2 separate regions of the Homo sapiens genome follow, and region 1 is linked to region 2. A link is a loop called in an ENCODE intact Hi-C map of the cell type or tissue named here. Cell type or tissue: GM12878. All regions are shown on one strand. Each heading gives the region's core, and the rest is flanking DNA. Links, peaks and the distances in the headings are about the cores only.

Region 1 (2,921 bases), core at 283-2,782, 110 kb before region 2:
GACTTATAAATATTTATTATGACAACAGTAATTTAGCATTAAAGTCAAGGCATATGGAGAAAACAAAAGGTTCAAGTTAAAAGCATGCCTAAATATGTCTCATTTAATGAACTTAATAGACTTGCAGAAGTTTCCCACTAATGTAGTATTGTTTACAACTTATCTCCATAACGTCTATTGAGTTATGCCTTTCCCATTTGATTCAAACTTAGGCAAATTGACATTTGTGAGTACATTTTACTTCCAATCACACCTATCATAGTACATAACTCAAGTCCTAAATTTGAATTAATATTGCGTTAAAATTCCTTGCCTTCTTCTGATACGCTTAAGAAAGATGATGATACTACTCAACTACATTTTTGGACACTTAGGATAACTCTTACTATTTAAAAACAAAACTGAGAACTGAAATTCTACTAACCAGAAGAATTGACTGTAAAAGTGACTCGCCCAATTTGGTGGTCACCCTAGTTTTTAAAAATGAGGTTTGAATGGAAAATTGTAAAAGCAAAAGACTATTAATAATGGCAGGAGGTGGGTGTATGAACAGGTGTAGTAGATTATGGTGCAGATATGTGAAATTGCTGTAATTTTAAAGAACCACATCCCCATTTTTTTGTTACCTTCTTAACAAATGGTGGTTTTATGATTCAGAAAAAGATATGCTAAATATTGAGACGAGACTATCAGAATATTTTGCTTTCAAGAGGGTGGGAAGAGTTCAACTTAAAATGTTAGGACTCAAAAATAAAAATGAGTATTATTTGTTTGAATCTGAATTTTACTGCAGTGAAGGAGATTAAACATTTTCACAAGCATTTATAATGACCATGACCAGAAAGACCTGGCCATTGTGATTTCTTACCTGAGTTTCTGCACCAGCTTGCTAACTGGTTTCCCTGTTTCCAATATTGATTCTCTATTCTGCCAACAAATTGACCTTCTAAAACACAAATCTGATCATGACCTTCTTCTGTTAAAACACCTTTAGTGAATTCCCACTGCCTTCAGAACAAAATTCAAATCTTTAGCATGACATAAAGGGTTCTTCATCATCTGACATCTGCCCTTCTGTTTAGCCTTATCTGCCAGCATGCTTCCTCGCTTCAATATAACTTTTTTTTTTTTTGAGACGGAGTCTTACTCTGTTGCCCAGGCTGGAGGGCAATGGCGTGATCTCGGCTCACTGCAACCTCCTGGGTTCAAGCGAGTCTTGTGCCTTAGCCTCCCAAGTAGCTGAGACTACAGGCATTCACCACCATGCCTGGCTAATTTTTGTATTTTTTAGTAGAGACAAGGTTTCACTATGTTGCCCAGGCTGGTCTCAAACTTCTGACCTTAGGTGATCCGCCTGCCTTGGCCTCCCAAAGTGCTGGGATTACAGGCGTGAGTCATTGTGCCAGCCCAATATAAGTTCTTGGTCATGCTGAACCAATTTTACTTCCCCATACTCACCTCGCTTTGTCATCACACTTTCATAACTCTGCAGATACTGCCCCTCTTTCTTGGACTGACTTTCCTCACTTCATGTGGGAAACTCTTATTCATCCTTTACTCAGCGACCATCTCCTTTCTTGATTTGTACCCACTCCTCCGGTTTGGTGTTAGCCCATTATGCCTGTTGCGTATTCTGATGCATACACCATTGCATACTTCGTCTTACTCTAAATCTTAACTTCTTCACTGCTCTGTAATGCAATTGTCTGTCTTTCTCTAGACTGAGACCTTCTAGAGGAAAGATCTGCGTCTTCTTTATCTTTTTCCCTCAGCACTTATTATAATGCCTGGCACGCAGTAGGCATTCTGTAAATGTATGCTAAAATAATCAATGCATAAATAGTCCAGAAAAGTTCAACATGGACTAACTTTAAAATGAGATTAATTATGACAATTGTTAGTTCAAATTTTTTTAATTAAAAAATTCTTTACTATTAAATCAAGCCAATTTAAGCTTTCTGGGATGATATACAGAGACACACTACACAGCACAATGGTATAGCAGAAAAGAAATTATTTACAAGGATTGTTTAGAGTAAAATCAAATCTCTATTTTAACAAATATATGAGATAAACTATATCTTTATGATTATTTTTTGCTGTAAATGTATTCATACCAGGACAATTGTCACATTTAAAATTCTCTAAATAATTTTGGCACAGGTGAAATCTTCTAACGTTGTTAAGTCCCTAAGCTCTTTTTCTTTCTTTTCTTTTTTTTTGGAGACAGAGTTTTTGCTCTTGTTGCCCAGGCTGGAGTGCAATGGTGCAATCCCGGCTCACCACAACCTCCACCTCCTGGGTTCAAGCGATTCTCCTGCCTCAGCCTCCTGAGTAGCTGGGATTACAGGCATGCGCCTCCACGCCCGGCTAATTTTGTATTTTTAGTTGAGACGGGGTTTCTCCATGTTGGTCAGGCTGGTCTTGAACTCCCAAACTCAGGTGATCTGCCCACCTCAGCCTCCCAAAGTGGTAGGATTACAGGCGTGAGCCACTGCACCTGGCGTTTTCTTTTCTTTTTTTAGACAGGGTCTCTGTCACCCAGGCTGGAGTGCCATGGCATGATTACTGCTCACTGGGGGCTCAACCTGCTGGTCTGAAGCAATCCTCCCATCTCAGCCTCCTGAGTAGCTGGGACTACAGGCACACATCACCATGACCAGTTAATTTTTTACAAATTTTTTTGTAGACACAGGGTTTCCCTGTGTTGCCCAGGCTGGCAACTAGAACTCCTGGGCTCAAGCAATCCTCCTGCCTGAGCCTTCCAAAGTTCTGGGATTACCAGGGTGAGACACTGCATCCAGCCCCTGAGCTCTTTCGACAGGCTGATTGTTTTGTGTCAGCCTCTTCTCCAGCCGCCTCAGCCCATTCTCTTCAGAATGACTTGCTACCGGCCCTGGCTTCACAGCTACTTTTATTAT
Region 2 (2,921 bases), core at 91-2,590:
GCTATTGGCCAAAAGTATTTGTATAAAAACAGTAAAACCAAAGGAGCAGGTACACAGGGTATTTATTATTCTTCCTATTACCAGGCAGAACTAAACCTCTATCATGGTATTTTTATTTTCTAAGTGACTAGAGTGGATTAAAATATGTACTGAGTTTTTATAAGTGAGGAATGGGTGGATTGCTGCTATCATACTTGGTAGATAAGGACCTTCACGACCCCTTTTTCCAGCCCCATTAAAAAGTCTGTAATAACTCTAGAGCTTCAGGATCAGTAAAAGTCAGCAATCTTAGGCACATTCACCCCAAATGACTTTTTCTCCCTGTCGGTTCTGACTCCCTCCTTTTAAATTAGGATGTGCTGAGCTAAAACACTGCTCATTTTCTCTTGAATATGGTACAGTAGACAGAGCTTTGCTGGCCCAGCAAGTGAAAACCGTACATAGGCTGTGCCTGAAAAAGTTCTGCCTCATGTTTCTTATTTAGATATTAGAACTACATGCTTGCTTTTGAGGCAGAAGTTTATATCAAAAAGGTACTTAGAAAAATAAATTGAATTTAAATAACACAGTCATAGGAAAATATGTACTAGAGTAAATGGTGACACTTTATGTTTAGACCCTGTCTAAATATAGTCCTTAAAAAAGATGTATCAAGTGTGTTTGATTAATTTCTAAATTTTTGGTATGCACAGTGGCAGTGCTTTCCTAAAGGCCTTTTCTTTGTCTTTTACTGTCGTGGTTATTAGACTTTTATGCCCCACCTTAGAATTTAAGGGAAAGAAAGGCCTGAACTTGTTCCCTCTCTAGGCACCCACGTTTTTCTTTTGGAACACATGTGAATAGACATGCAGACCCTGTGGTCACATGGCAGGAAGTCTGCAGGTTACACCACCCCAGAGTCAGGAAATGCACATCTCCGCTCCCTCCCTTACCAACCCCCTGCTGTTATGTCCTGTGTTCAAAGTGTCCAGGAGGCAGCTGGGACCACTGGTTCCCAGGGTTGTGTTAAAAGACTGAGCCACATGTTAATTGGATGTGGTGTGAGAATATCACCCTGAGGGTAACGCTTCCCTTTTGCACTTCTCAAGATTGTGCAGGGTGGAGCAGCTATTGTGGACACGCACAGGGTGACATCAGGAAGTCCAAGAAGAGCGATATAAAGAAACCTGTGGTTATAACCTCCCTGTACTGAACTAATCTTGGGGTTTGCCATGTTGCTTTAAACTTCTTGTGGTTGGACTAGGTTACCTTAAAGGTCTCTTCTAATCTTGAAAATCTATCAGTCTATGCTTATCATTAGCTGTGATGCAAATCATTTATTTTTCTCTTATCTGCAAATGTTCTTAATGCTACAACCTTAATAAAAAGTTTCCACAGGCGAAAACATGGATTTCACATTTTTGTAGGAGACAACTGACTTGGATTTTTTAAGATAATAGAAAATGTGATGCCCTTACACATAGATAATCCTGAATTATGTTTTGCAAACAACTATACCTCTTTTAAAATGCTATTTATAACCAAAACTGTAATGAAATTTTAATTTTTTTTGAGGTATCCTCTGTAGTGATAAATGAAGCACACAATAGATTCTTATCACGGCTTTCAACTGTCACATTGAAGAACTTAGTTGTTTGCATGTTCTGAAAACTTATTTCTCTGTCCCCATGATACCCTTTTTTACAGGAATATTCTATATCAGTAAAATCTCGGTCATTTAAATTATAGACAAATATCAATTTTTATTTCTACATTACATCTCCTAAAATATTTTCTTATATACTTATCTACTTTTTTTTAAGGAAATGAAAGCTGATTTGACCAGATGAGAGGCTAATTACATAATTAACATACAGATACACTTTTCAAAATAATAGTGAATAAAAGGCAATCTTGAAAGTTTATCCTTTTATTAAATTTCTGTTTTAACACTCACTAGTTAGCAGAATGCTATCATTTGCCCTTCTTGAAATGAATTGTTCACCTTTCAGATTTGCCATGATGATAGCACTGCAGAAACTCTTTTTTTTCTTTGGAGACGGAGTCTTGCTCTGTCGTCCAGTCTGGAGTGCAATGGTGCAGTCTCAGCTCACTGCAACCTCCATCTCCCAGGTTCAAGTGATTGTCCTGCCTCAGCCTCCTGAGTAGCTGGAAATACAGGCGCCTGCCACCATGGCTGGCTAATTTTTTTTTTTTTTTTTTTTTAGTAGAGCGGGGTTTCACCATGTTGGCCAGGTCGGTCTCAAACTCTTGATCTAAAGTGATCTGCCAGCCTTGGCCTCCCAAAGTTCTGGGATTACAGGCGCGAGCCACTGCACCTGGCTGCTGCAGAAACTTTTTTTTTTTTTTTAATTATTATACTTTAAGTTTTAGGGTACATGTGCACAATGTGCAGGTTAGTTACATATGTATACATGTGCCATGCTGGTGTGCTGCACCCATTAACTCGTCATTTAGCATTAGGTATATCTCCTAATGCTATCCCTCCCCCCTCCCCCCACCCCACAACAGTCCCCAGAGTGTGATGTTCCCCTTCCTGTGTCCGTGTGTTCTCATTGTTCAGTTCCCATCTATGAGTGAGAACATGCAGTGTTTGGTTTTTTGTCCTTGCGATAGTTTACTGAGAATGATGATTTCCAATTTCATCCATGTCCCTACAAAGGACATGAACTCATCATTTTTTATGGCTGCATAGTATTCCATGGTGTTGTATATGTGCCACATTTTCTTAATCCAGTCTATCATTGTTGGACATTTGGGTTGGTTCCAAGTCTTTGCTATTGTGAATAATGCCGCAATAAACATACGTGTGCATGTGTCTTTATAGCAGCATGATTTATAGTCCTTTGGGTATGGGGGGCTCCTACCTCTGAAATTACAGAGGACAATGAGGTACAGAAAAATTACCCAGTCAAGTCATG

What was found. Hi-C counts contacts between places; a loop is a spot of excess contacts. Peaks named below come from ENCODE experiments on the same cell type or tissue, not always from the same donor. Only the 100,000 strongest peaks of a DNase experiment are listed, where the experiment ranks them.
Region 1: a loop joins it to region 2, with 7 times the contacts of the local background. A loop is called at or near these places in 1 of 110 quality-filtered maps.

Annotation. Positions count from the first base shown.
Region 1 is chr7:77,462,365-77,465,285 of GRCh38, reverse strand. No RefSeq gene overlaps it. Among named protein-coding and RNA genes, the nearest start is that of GSAP, 47 kb to the right of the region's middle. RefSeq lists a silencer at 1,398-1,477. In GM12878, for the core only: no CTCF peak of the experiment used is centred there; DNase peaks (open chromatin) are centred at 585 and 1,475; H3K4me3 peaks cover 487 bases; H3K27ac peaks cover 425 bases.
Region 2 is chr7:77,349,857-77,352,777 of GRCh38, reverse strand. The region is part of intron 18 of GSAP (gamma-secretase activating protein); the gene reads left to right. Among named protein-coding and RNA genes, the nearest start is that of GSAP, 65 kb to the left of the region's middle. In GM12878, for the core only: no CTCF peak of the experiment used is centred there; a DNase peak (open chromatin) is centred at 1,027; H3K4me3 peaks cover 245 bases; H3K27ac peaks cover 1,599 bases.